Regions from separate parts of the Mus musculus genome. Here region 1 is linked to region 2. Evidence: chromatin contacts called from ENCODE Hi-C or POLR2A ChIA-PET data. All regions are on one chromosome and are shown on one strand. Each heading gives the region's core, a stretch centred on a gene start or an enhancer-like site at or near the end of the contact. The rest is flanking DNA. Distances are from core to core; before and after follow the strand shown. Region 1 holds the start of Cdr2l (cerebellar degeneration-related protein 2-like). Region 2 holds the start of Kctd2 (potassium channel tetramerisation domain containing 2).

Evidence for each region. Hi-C counts contacts between places; a loop is a spot of excess contacts on that map. ChIA-PET counts read pairs that join two places held with the same protein, here RNA polymerase II (POLR2A).
Region 1: POLR2A ChIA-PET joins it to region 2 with 20 read pairs in Patski. The contact joins the promoter of Cdr2l here to the promoter of Kctd2 in region 2. A Hi-C loop is called at or near these places in 2 of 37 maps with a recorded cell type or tissue (both heart). POLR2A ChIA-PET finds 5 or more read pairs at or near these places in 4 of 5 experiments (Patski and embryonic stem cell).

The regions. Positions count from the first base shown.
Region 1 is chr11:115,377,169-115,383,530 of GRCm38, reverse strand. Cdr2l (cerebellar degeneration-related protein 2-like) reads right to left here and starts at 1,615. Exons shown (of 5, transcript NM_001080929.1): 1 at 1,130-1,615. The coding sequence starts at 1,208.
Region 2 is chr11:115,418,009-115,424,973 of GRCm38, reverse strand. It overlaps Kctd2 (potassium channel tetramerisation domain containing 2), which reads right to left and starts at 4,848. Exons shown (of 6, transcript NM_183285.3): 1 at 4,468-4,848; 2 at 2,883-2,991; 3 at 399-490. The coding sequence starts at 4,806. It overlaps Atp5h (ATP synthase, H+ transporting, mitochondrial F0 complex, subunit D), which reads left to right and starts at 5,055. Exons shown (of 6, transcript NM_027862.1): 1 at 5,055-5,082; 2 at 6,458-6,588. The coding sequence starts at 6,467.

The DNA.
Region 1 (6,362 bases), core at 366-2,865, 38 kb after region 2:
AGGTGTCACAGAAGCTCATGGCATAGCAATGCCTAACCCAACACTCTCTACCCTGCGGAGCTCTCCCAAGGTTCTGATTCACTGACAAGCACAGGGACAGCCCCTCATCTGCAGGTGAAGCTCAGCTGCATGGGGAAGTGGGTCAGGAGACAAAGGCTCCAGGATCCAAGTGCATGTTTCCCATCTTGGCAAAACCAGGGCTCTGGGCCCTAAGGATGGAGACCGGCCTTTGTGGCACACACACACTGTGCCAGGCTTGTGTTTTAATACCTCAGAGCATGCAGGTGACCCTCACCCTCAGGGTTTCAGTAAGAACCAGCAGAGAGGAGGTTGGGGTCTGACTACTTCGGCAGGCCTTGGCCTTGACCCTGACCCTCTCGGGCCTTCTTGTCAGGTCGGCTCCACCTCTCAGTGATGTCATTTTAGCCACCTCATCACCAGCTTCTAACTCCCCTCTAGTCATTTTCTAGATGAGTGCCACGGAAGTGGCTCCCTCTTTCCCCAGGGATCTCATTTGGCAAAGTCTGAAATTGCTAAAGGACCCCTTCACATCCTGAGCCACTTGGGTGGAAGCCCCATGCAGGGAAGGACCAGGGAACGCCTCTCTTGGGAAGGCAGATTGGAGACTTTCAGCTTCTTCGCAGGCGTGAGCATGCACCACCCCCTTTCTGGGCAGAGGGAAGCGAGTTGGGGAAACTTTCTGGAAGTCTTAGAGCTCAGAAATTCTAGCCCGGACAGGTGCTGTTGATCTGGAGAGATGACCTATCTCAATATACAGTGCATTCTTAGCAAAAGTAACAAGAATCCTCTGTGGGCCCCAAGACTTCCATTCTACCTAGCAATCGGGCCCCCTAACAATACCCTACCGGGGCACGCGAGTAGGTGCTGCTACTAAAATGAGAAGGGCGATGGATGCCCTGTCAACTGGACACTTTTGCAAGTCTCTCTCCAGCGTCAGAATATTCCAGGGCAGCGCCCTTCTCGGTCCACGTCCCCATTCTCAAGACGCATCATGCTCCGTTGGGCTCACCAGGTCCAGCCTAGCCCTTTTCTTGGGGATACCGCCCAACAATGGAGTAGTGGTCAGGGGTCTTGGGGCACACGCTGTTTCCCTCCCCAACGCGCTCACCCTGCTCCAGGTCCTGATGGTCGTACCAGGACTCCTCCTCCTCTGCGGAGTAGTCCTCCATCCCCGCGGCTCTCCGCATGGCCCCGCGGGTGGCGGTGGGCGGGCGCTGCGGCAGCTCAGGGCCTGGGCTCGCAGCCCGGGACAATGCGGCGGAGGCGGCCCGGGCTTCCAACGTCGGGAGCTCGGGCTGCAGCGCCCCTGCGCCCTCCGCCCGTGATCGCCATCCGCTGCCGGCCCCGTGCGCCCAGCGGGGCCTCTGGCTCCCGCGCTCCCCGGGTCCCGCCGAACTGGGGACGCCGGGTGGCGGCGGCACAAAGGGCGGAGGGGTGGGGACTGCAAAGTGGGACGACAGCTGGGACCACCCGGGACCACCTGCAGGGCTAGGGCGTCAGCAGAGTGCGGATGCAGCGGCGGGTACCCCTTGCCCGCCTCCGGCCCGCACACCGCCCGGCCCGCGCCGCGACACCCGGAGCCGCCGCTGCATCTCCGCCCGGCCCGCTTTCAGCTTCCCAGGCCGCCAGCTTTGCGGGGTGGGACCTGCCGCCGGAGACCAATCAAAAGACGTATGCAAATAAGGGGCGGGACCGAAGGCAAGGACCTTCCTGGTGTCCTGGTCCGGGAATTGCTGGATCAACCCTCTGTCCTGCTTTTCCTCCACGTCCGACTTTTATTTACGTCCATCTGGAATTATTTTGTTTGCTTGTTATCTGTCCTTCTGGCTCTCCTGGGAGCAAGGGTCTGTCTGATGTCCACAGTGGTCCTCACCTGCGGAGAACGTGCTGACCCACTGATATATCCGAAGAACTTTTTAAAAAATGGTATTAAATTAGAAACATCTTTAAGAACCTTGAATGGGGGTTTGGCTGCTGGAACACTCGAGGTCAAGAGTTCTTGCTGAGGATTTGAGTTCGGTTCCCGGCACTTACGTCAGGAAGCTCCCAACAGCCTGTAACGCCAGCTTCAGGGAAATTCTGACACCTCTGGCCTCTGGGTACTTGTAATTACATAAAGTCTCACACATAGAAAACACACAGTGGTTCCCTCCTCTACTAACGGGAGTTAGGAGGCTGAAGCAATAGGATTATCTTGAGTTCTTAGGCCAGACTTTTAACACAGCTTGTTCCAGGCCCGACTAAGCTACAGTGTGGAAGTTTTTCTGTAAACTAAACTAAGCAAAGCTAAACATTACTTTAAGGGGGTTGAGGAGGTGGCTCAGCACATTAAAAGTGCTTACCAGGTTTGGTTTTGTTTAAAAAAAAAAAAAAAGCAGAGTGCGTGGCTTGTTCTTGAAATCCCAGCTCTGGGAGCTGGGGAGCCAGGAGAGATGGATCGATGGTAGCCAGTAAACCTAGCCTAATTGGCCAGTGATAGGCCGTGTTTCAAAAAAAGCAAGGTGCACAGCTCCTTGTTCAGTAACACTTGGAGGTTGTCCTGTACCCTCTACACACACATGAACACACATGAGTGAACACACACACACACCTACCTTTAAGAATCTGAGTCTTAGGCTAGAGAGATGGCTCAGTGGTTAAGAGGGCTGTCTCCTCTTCCAGAGGTCCTGAGTTTAATTCTCAGCAACCACATGATGGCTCACAACCATCTGTAATGGGATCTGATGCCCTCTCCTGGTGTGTCTGAAGACAGCTACAGTGTACTTACAAATAATAAACAATTCTTAAAAAAAAAAAAGAACCTAGGCCGTGGGCTGGAGATGGCTCAACTGCTCGTGTAGAAGATCTGAGGATTCATTCCTCAGATCAATATGGTGGTTCAGAAACACCTGGAACTCCTTCCGGGGGATCAGTTCTCCTCTTCAGACCTCCTTGGGTACGAAGCATGCATATGGTATAGATACATTCAGGCAGGCAGACACTCATACACATAAATATAGAATAAATAAATATAGAAATAGAACTCATTTAAAAAAAGAACTGGAGTGTTTAAAAACCTGTATGTCTGGAAACAGGCTGGAAGGAATGAACTTTGGGCACGTGTTACTTGTATTCTGCCCTTTTCACTTTAAGGTCTGTTTCTTACTGCTTAAGACCCAAATCCGATATCCAGTTACACCCATAAAAGCCATGCTTTAATCCATCCAAGAATTTTTTTTTCCTTAAAGGAGTTTTCCTAATCCTCCAGCATTCATGTAATTTGTTTTTGTTGAGACCCATCATGTGTGAACATTCTTTTTTTTTTTTTGGTTTTTCGAGACAGGGTTTCTCTATATAGCCCTGGCTGTCCTGGAACTCACTCTGCAGACCAGGCTGGCCTCGAACTCAGAAATCCACCTGCCTCTGCCTCCCGAGTGCTGGGATTAAAGGCTTGCACCACCACTGCCCAGCATGTGTGAACATTCTTGAGGCACTCAATATATGTTGTGATATAACCAGAAAAGGACATCTAGCCAGAATATGGCAAAACCTGAAAATCCAAAGGAAAAAGGCATATGGCCAGGAGAAAATGGGTAAAAGACTTGACTGGACAAATTTGAGGAAAAAAATCCAAATGGCCCAGTTAACAGTTAATGTGACTAAGGTACAAAGTTTTATTTAATCCTCAGGAAATGCAAATTAAATCCACACTGAGGTACCCCCATTACCATACTTGGGACCTTAACTGTCTCCCAAGGCTCATGTGTTAAATGCTTCACTCTTAGTGTGGTGTTGTTGGGAGTATAGACACTTTTGAGAGATGGAGCATACTGTATGAATGTATGTGTGTGCATGTGTGTATACATGTGTGTACATATGTATGTGTGTGCATGTGTGTATATGCATGTGTGTATGTTTGCGTGCGTATGTATGTGTATATGTGTATGCATGTGTGTGGGTGTGTGAGTGTATACATGTGTGTGTACGTACGTATGCATGCATGCATGTGTGTGTATGTGTGTGTATATGGGCATATGTGTGTGCATATGTGTATATGCATGCATGTGTGTATAAATGTGTGTATATATGTTCTTGTGGGTATATGCATTTGTGTACATGTTTGTGTGTGTATGTATGTATGTGTGTGTATGTGTGTGGGTATATGGATGTATACATGTGTGTATATATGTATGTATGTATATGTGTATGTGTATATGGATATATGTATGTGCATATGCGTATATGTGTGTATGCATGCATGTGTGTATATGTGTTTATGCTGTGTGCATGTGTTTTTGGGTATATATGCATGTGTGTATATGTTTGCGTGTATATGTATATCCATGAGTTTGTATATGTGTGTGTGTGTGTCTTTATGTCACTGAGGGTATAACCTGATTGTGGAGTCCTGGCCTCTTCTCCCTTTCTGTGCAGTCTGGTGATGAAACAAATGATCATGTTACATCACGTGCTCCTATTATGATGAGCTGCCTTGCCATAGCCCTCAAAACTGATCCTGGGCTGAAATCCTCCAAAACTGTGGGATAAAATATACTTTTTATAAATCATGGGGTAGCTTTCTATCACTATGACAAAATACTGAAGGTGAAACAATTTCTAAGGAAGAAAGGTATGTTTTGGCTCAGTATTCAATTCATCATTGCTTCGCCCCTGGGCCTGTGGCAAGGCAGCTCACTGTAGTGAGAGCACATTGCAAAGGAACCTGGTCACCTCATGGCAGCCCTAAAGGTTTTACCAGCTCCCACTGGCACCACAGACTGGTGACCCAGCCTTTGTCACAAGGGTCTTTGGAACACCTGGCTGTGTGTTTAGTGACAGAAAGCCAACTAACTCACACACTCAGCAGGATGGCTGCAGCACTTTGTTTTAACTTTAGAGGACAGAAAGAAAATAGCATTGTCAAGAATAATGACCATCTGTAATGTCCCCTACTCCTGGAGGGAATGACATCAGGGCAAACCACCTTAGAAAGCGGCTTGGTGGGGTCAGTAAGATGGCTCGGTAGAGAAAGGCGCTCGCTGGTACGCCTGGTGACCTGACCTAACAGCTGCTGGTTTTTCCTAGTTAGTTTTGTTTGTTGTTTCAAGCTCTCTCTGGGCAGCCCTGGCTGTGCTGGAGCTTGCTATGTGGACCAAACTGTCCTTGAACGCACAGAGATCCTTTTGTTTCTGCCTCCCAAGCGCTAGGGTGAAAGGCATGTGTTAACACAGCCAACCAGATGACCTGGGACCTACATGGTGGAAGGGGAGAGCCAACTATTGTAATGTGTGCTCTGACTTCCACACGAGTGCTGTGCCACACCGAAACAACAATACACATACACAGAAACAACAATAAATAAACAGAGGTGGAGAGCTGGCTCGGCAGTTAAGCAGTTAAGGACACACTGCTCTTGCAGAGGACATGAGTTCAGTTCCCAGCACCCACGAGGACCAGTCACTCCGGCTCCAGAGGAGCTGCTGCCCTCTTCTGGCCTTTTTGGGCACCTGTACTCAGATGTACCCACACACACCCATCACAATGCACATAATTAAAATTCAATCTTTTTTTCTTTTTTTCGAGACAGGGTTTCTCTGTGTAGCCTTGGCTGTCCTGGAACTCATTCTGTAGACCAGGCTGGCCTCAAACTCAGAAATCCGCCTACCTCTGCCTCCCAAGTGCTGGGATTACAGGCATGCGTCACCACGCCCGGCTTAAAATTAAATCTTAATAAAAAGTACAGTGTGGAATGTTTATGTGACAGAGTGTATCTATAACACAGTACATATTGTGAAACTCTGGGCAAGAGATGCCAGACACAAAGAACAAATATCTGTATTCATTTCTTCTGTGTTAGACTGTCTCAAATAAAGTGGCTTGAACATATACATTTTTGTTTGGTTTGGTTTGGATTTTTCAAAACAGGGTTTCTCTGTGTAGCCCTAGCTGGCGACACAGAGTTCCTAGAACTTTCTCTGTAGATCAGGCGGGCCTCGACTTCAGGGATCTACCTACCTCTGCTGGGATTAAAGGCTTGGGCCACCGCACTCAGCTGACTACCTCAGTTGTGGTTTATAAGTCTGATGTGGATTTTGATGCCTCAGGGTGTTGGCAGAATAATTTGCTTCCTTGCTTCATCTAGTTCCTAAAGTCACCCACATGCCTTTGCTGGTGGCTCCTCCCTCAAAGACAGGAACAAGAGTGCTGTGTCTTTGTCACATTGCATTGCTCTAACCTCTTCTGACACCATCCTCTTATTTGGATCTCTGCTTTTAGAGTTTTATTAATATTATTTTGGTGAGCGCATGATGTATATGTGTGGGCATGTGTGCCGTGGTGAATGTGTAGAGTTCAGAAGACAA
Region 2 (6,965 bases), core at 3,599-6,098:
TCTAAGTCGGTATAAAAACCCAAAGCTGTGAGAGCATGAGGCTGAACATCGTGTTCTCCACAGCACGACTCAGACGCTTCTGAGTGGCTTGTAGGCTTCCTCTGAGGGACTCATGCTCCACCAGTAAGAACGAGCTCTCTGGGCTGCAATCCCAGCACTAGGGAAGCTGAGGCAGGGGAGTGCAAGACCTCGCTGGGCCCTTCCCACAGCCACTGTTGAACAGTACCACTATCCTGAAGGGCTGGGGCTGCTCTGTCTCCTCCGCTCCTCAGTTCCCACTCTGAACCAGCCTGGCCCTCCAGCCCAGAGGGCAGAGCATCCTTTTCACATCACAGACAGACAGACAGACAGACAGCTGCCTGGACAGGTTTTGTCCTTAGCAGTTCCAGACATCTTACTTGTGAAGTTCTGTTCTCATTGTCTCGTATCCTTTCCTTAACCAGCCGCACGAGAGATGCGATATTGTAAAACTCTGCTTCTTCCAGCACACCTAGAAGAAGGACCAGGCTGTGGTCAGAGAGGTGTGAGCCCAGGGGGAACAGCAAGGCAAGGCTTGCCTTCCAAGTACTGCATTTTCCAAACACAAATCTCATCTCCCCTTCAGCCTAGGAAATGTAAATCTGACTCTGTTCTCCAGGGCTTGCCCACAGAGTTCACACTGAGGGGAATCAAACACAGGGTGCACCCTCCCGTCTCACCCGTCCTGCTCACTATGTCCCTATGTCACCTGTTCCTGGAACCTGCCACACTGGACAGTTCCCAACCCTGCAGCCTTTTCTTGTTTTCTCTAAAAAGGACAGATTGATAGAGACATGTATATTAACTTACACGTTTAATAGGATAATTATTTCAGTCAGGCTGGGCAGTGGCAGAAATCTTGCCTCAACTAATAACAAACGTGTGTGTGTGGGGGGGGGCAATCAGTGGCTCCTCTCGTGGTAAACAAAATCAAAGATTTTAGATAGAGTAATTATGGGATATCTGCTCCTGAGCTAGGAAAAAAAATGCTCTAATGAACATTATTACGATTGAGAAGCTGGGAAGGGGTGCAGATAAACAATCAATATCAAATCTCCTGAGCTGTTAAGGAGGATCATGCCAAGGTCCTGGTTTTAGAGTAACACAGAGAATTATTATTACTTTTTGAGACAGGGTTTTTCTGTATAGCACTCCCTCTGTAGACCAGGCTGGCCTTGAACTCAGAGATTCACCTGCCTCTGCCTCCCGAGTGCTGGGATTAAAGGCGTGTGCCACCACGCCTGGCTGAGAATTATTAAGGAACAGAATTCAAAATCTAGCCTCAAACAGTTCAGAAGTAAAACCTCTTAGGAGACTGAGGGAGGAGAGGTAGGGGTAGAAGCGCCCAGGGGACAAAGTTTAGTGGCTTCAAAACCAAACCAAACCAAACCAAGCCAAATAAATGACCAAAGCTGGTGAATCTTGGTAAAGGAAACTTTGTATTAGTCATGCTTTCTTTTTCTAAGCCCAAAATTATTTCAAAATAAAGTGTTTTCAAAATTATTTCTGTCAATTATTTATTGTTGTCAGGTGTGGTGGCTTTAATGCCTTTAATCCCAGCAGCAGCAGCAGCAGCAGCAGCAGCAGACTCTGTGAGTTCAAAGTCAGCCAGCACTACAGACTGAGGCTCTGTCTCAGAAAAACAAAGGAAACCACATTTATCCATTTGTGGTATGGGTGAAAAGGAGGTCAGAGGACAATTTGCTGCGTTCTTCCTTTCCTCCTATCATGGGTTTGACAGGGACTGAACTCAGGTTGCCAGGCTCGGCAACAAGAGCTATTACCTGGTGAGTCACTTTGCTGGCTCAACGAAGTTTACTGTTTTTTTGTTTGTTTGTTTGTTTTGTTTTTATTAAAGACATAAAAAGATCATTAAGCGGCTACCAGCTAACACAATGTGTGTGGAATTTATTACGCCTTTTCCTACTTCTTATGTATGCATCTGAAATGATTTTTTTTTTCCACACAGGGTTTCTCTGTGTAGCCCTGGCTGTCCTGGAACTCTCTCTGTAGACCAGGCTGGCCACTTGCTTCTGCCTCCTGAGTGCTGGGATTACAGATGTGCGCCACCACTGCACTGCGTGATTTGTTTTAAAAGGGCATTTATAGACAGACTCCCTTCAGGGAGAAAGAGTAAGCAGGGAAGGGGCCATGAGACAGAGAATGGGCAAGAACGAACAGTTCCTCTTTCTGGACCCAATGGAGCTGCTCCTGAGCCACTTCACTAATGAGGGTTTCTAGTACAAGCTTTGCTATCCAAAGGTACGGGTTCTAGATCAGGGGCCCTGGATTTAGGAAAGGACTCCAAATTTCCACTGGATGCCTCCAGAGACCAGGCAGTCCTTTTACATAGAAGCCTAGACCCACTTACGATCCAAATGTCCTACAAAGTGGAATGACAAGGAGCCTGCGACACGCCTGCCTCACAGTGAGTTGGAGAGTGAATCAGGTCAGCTGCACGACTTCACAGAGAAGCATGAGACCAGAGTCTTAGGAAATGAGGTCAGGCATTTATTAACATTATTTTCACAAGTCCAAAGGAAAATGGAAAAATGAAAACACCTGGCTGACGAAGACGTGGCGCTTCAGGCACTCACCGCAAATATGACACATGTGATGGGGACACAGGTTTACAAGCCTAAAGCAGATTCTGCGAGCGGAGCAAGCCGGCTCCACACTACAGCTGACCCAGCTCCGCACAGCCTCCTTCCAGGCGTTTGCACAAGCCCGGGAGCTGGAGGCTACCCGCTTACTTTCACTAACTCTCCCACCTGCGCAAGCTCAGGGGCGATCCCAAACCAAACCGGAAGTCCTCGAAGCAGCTCTAATCAACCACAAGTCTGAAACCAGACAGGTGGCCTTACCTTCTTCTGCCAACTCCTTGGTAATGATGAGTTTCCCATGGCGGAGGTAGTTTAGGATAGGACCAAAGTAGGTAGGGTCTCTGTCAATCAGATACGCTCCAGTCTCGTCCTGTCAACCGAGCACAGCCAAGCAACATTTTCTAAATAGCATTTCCCTAATCCGCCGGGGCACTCAGGCAACAGTCACTATGTCAGCTAAAAACCATTTATTTATTTATTTATTTATTTATTTATTTATTTACTGAGCCGGTTTTGCTACAGTTTGCTTATTTTAAACTATTGACCAGAGGCTGGCTTTAAGATCATTTCAGGTCAGATGTCTTAGACGCACAGTCACTCCCACTGCCCAGGCCTTTATTTACTGGGTAGACCCACATTCTGTTAACATTCTTCTGTAGGGTACCAGCTACAGGGAGGGGATGAAGGAAATCTCATAGCTGTGTTAAGCGTTCTGACTCCTTCACTGCCCCTGGACTACAGTCCTAATTCTGAGAAAACTTCCATTCTATTGGCAGTTCTCCTGAGCCCAAGGCCAACATCAGTGGGAGTCTGCACTGGCAGCTGCAATCTCACACACCCTATCTCTGTGCCCAGAGGAAGCTTGGTACTGCCAGGACTTGGCTCAGAGCAACTTTAATCCTACTCATCTTTACAGTAAAAGAAACAAGAAACTGGCTTGTGTTGGCCATAAGGAAGATTTAGGGTATATAAAAATAATTCCCTATAAACAGGAGTTCTGGAATCTCTTAAGGTTCCCATCAATTTGGTATCAGAGAACAGATGAAACTGATTAAGGGTTTATGCAAGTCTACTAACCATGGGAGTGCTTTATGGTATGGATGCGTTTGAGAGTCAAAGGTCAACCTGCAAAAGTTACAGTTCAAACTGGAAATGAATGACGTCTTGCCACTGCTCAACCCTGTGTTTGACGCTACACATTCTCTGGGTCCTAACCTATCAGCCCATCTTTCCAAGGAGTGCATTTACTTTCAAAAATGTACCGAAACGGTGACTGTTACGGCACAAAAGGTCTGGGACCAGGATTTTATCACCACCACAGGATGTATCACAAGCACTTCCTGCAGCCTTCAGTAGTGGACGCTATCATTAAACCCCGAGTTTAATACCACTTTACACAGGGATGGAACAGGACCTGAGTCCTCCGAAAGTGACCAAGATGTGGTCATTCACCCTGACCCAGTTCTGAATGCATTTGGCACCAGCAGCAGGGGGCCGCCCGGGAGCCAAAGAAAAACTCATGCAGATCTGAGAAGGGGTGGTCCCCAGGAGGGGCAGGGAATGTGACAGGAGCACGAAGGGGGCTCCCGTGGGTGCAGGTAGACAACTCCACGCAGGAGCAGCTGAGAAAAGAGCGGGGTGCGAAGGGAAACCGGAGTGTGCCTGAAGATGGGGCAGAACTGGGACGGGAGATCATTCTGAGGTGGCCAGTGCTAACTCGGGGGGAAGAGAGTGGACTCAAGTCCGGGTTTGCAGGACCCGCTGGAGGGAAACGCGTCCCAGAGATCGGAGCACCAGCCTGGAATGGGTCCCAACACCCGGGGGCGCGCCCGAGGGCGGGGCGCACCTTGTCGGAGTCCAGCTCCGGGTCCTCCTGGCAGCACAGGCGGCAGAGGAAGGACTTGGGCTCCCGGCCTAGGGTCTGTCTGGTGGTCACGAAGTAGGTACCGCCCACGTTGAGCCGGACCCAGCGGGCGGCCCCGCCGCCTCCCGTCCGCTCCGGAGGTCCGGGCCCGGGCTCCAGCGGCTGCGCGGCGGCGGCGGGCTGGCGGCCGTGTCCGCGGGGTGTCGGGCCCGCAGGGCGAGGGCTGGGGGGTCCGCGGCCCGAGCCGCCGCCGTCGCCCATCGCACTGCTGCCACCCCCTCCCAGCCCCGCCACTGCCGGGTCCAGCTGCAGCTCCGCCATCTTGGGCCGCCGCTGCCCGCGCGCCGCCGGGCCGGCCGACTCCTCGGCGGGGAGAGCCGGGCCGGCCCATCGGCGGGCGTGGGGCAGGGGGAAAAGGGACCCCGACGGCGCAGGCGCCGCGCCCGCCTTCCAGGACGGGACTCCATGCTCATTGGCTGAAGTGTGACATGAGACCCGCCTATTGCTCGTTCGGATTGGCCAAGGAGAGAACTTCCGGCAACTCTCTTCCGTTCCTTGCTTGCTGGAGAGAGAGCACTCCGCCGGGGGTCGGTGAAGGTGAGTGGGGTCTGAGGTGTTGGGTCGAATCTCCACGGACTCTTTTGTATTGTATTCCAGACCTCGCTTCCACACTTGTTCCAGCTCCACGGAGGACATCGGGCCTTCGAGCTGCCCCGCTAGCAGAGCGCCCGAGGTCACTGCTTTGCCCTGCTCGCTTTCCCGCGGGGCGAGCCTGGGGCCTGGCAGTGACTTAGCCAATCACCGTGAATTTAGATGTTGCCACAGACTTTTGTCTCACACTGTGTGGCGATCTCAGGAGTGGAGTTTAGGGGTCGGGAAAGCATCACAGAGTTAGGGTGGTAACTTTCAGAGAGGACAAGACACCTAGCAGACTTCAACTCTACGTCCTTCCCTTCGAATGGAGGATTCCTATTCCTCATGAGGTTTACCGATTGATCTAATTAACTATTGGTCATTCTCTATGCTTATGACCTGTGTATGAGAGCAGGCTGGCCAATTTGTCTGAGAAACAACCAGCGCTAGAGATGAATCAGATAACAAAAAGTCTGTAACTCCTGCTTTCTCCAGTGCACTTCGTTCTCTGGCATCCTTAGTTCACTTGACAACTGTCTTAGTCTCTGTCTCTGTCTCTTAGAGACGTAAGCTGTACTGAGGAAGGAAGGAAGGAAGGAAGGAAGGAAGGAAGGAAGGAAGGAAGGAGAGAGACCGGCATTTGACAACTTTGATCGATAGGAAGGTATCCCCCACTCAGAGCTTGTGTAGATGGTTTCCACTTTTCGGTTGGCTCTCTTCATAGTTATTTTCTGTATCTCGTCTTGTTTTGGTCTCAAGACCGCTTCAGTCACTTTCTTTTCACAGTATCATTTGTGTAAAAATGCCTCTGAAAGTGCACAGTATGTGTGCTGTGGACAGGATGACCTGGGCAGGACAGTTCGAGTGAATGGCCGGGGTTGTGGTGGAGAGTCAGTGGCCAAAACACAGTAGCTTAGTTAGCCTTTGGGCAGCTTATGACTTCCTTTAGAAGTGTCTGCAAAGAATAGAAATGAGTTGGGATAGAGGAAGGGCAGCCTGGTAGGAGAGAACATGTTTATATTCTGGGTTGTAGAGCTTTATTTTGATGTATTGAGACAAGCTCCCACATCTCTCATGTGACCTTGAACTTTGATTCTCTGCCTCTACCTCAGTGTTTCTGGTGCTGGAGAGGGAACCCAGGACTCTGTCCATGCCAGGCAAGCATTCTAGCAACTAGCTACATCCCTAGCCCTCTTTCCTGGTTTAAATCCGAATTCTTTCATCTGTTGCATATATATACCCATCAAATGCTTGAGCTGATCCGTCTCTTAACGACTTGTATTTCTCTGGAATGGTCTCCTTCAGGGGTTCTCTCCAAAGGCGCTGTTTTGTTTTCTAGTATCCCAAGATGGCTGGGCGTAAACTTGCTCTAAAAACCATTGATTGGGTATCTTTTGTGGAGGTCATGCCCCAAAACCAGAAGGCAATTGGAAATGCCCTGAAGTCCTGGAATGAGACCTTCCACGCCAGGTCAGTATGCTGTAAGAGGGAGCCCCCATCCTTGATGCTGAACCTGGAAGCAATGTTTTGACATTTATCACATCCACTTAGTATTTAGTAAGTATATGAGTTCGAATCTGCTGCTGTGTGTGCCATATCAAAAGGAAAACTTGTGGGGTTGGCTCTCTGCCTTCAACTATGTGATGAGTCTTGGGTATTGAATACAGGTCCTCAGGTTTAGCAACAAGCCCCTTTACCCACTTAGCCATCTTGCCAGCCCTAGCTAGGCATTTCTAATAGTTCGACAAGAGGAAAGAAACAATGTGTTCTGCAAATGAAAGCATTTTTGTGGTGGCCCTTCAGATAAAAGTGTGCTTGACACTCCAGTGTGTCAGGGATAGGAGGTT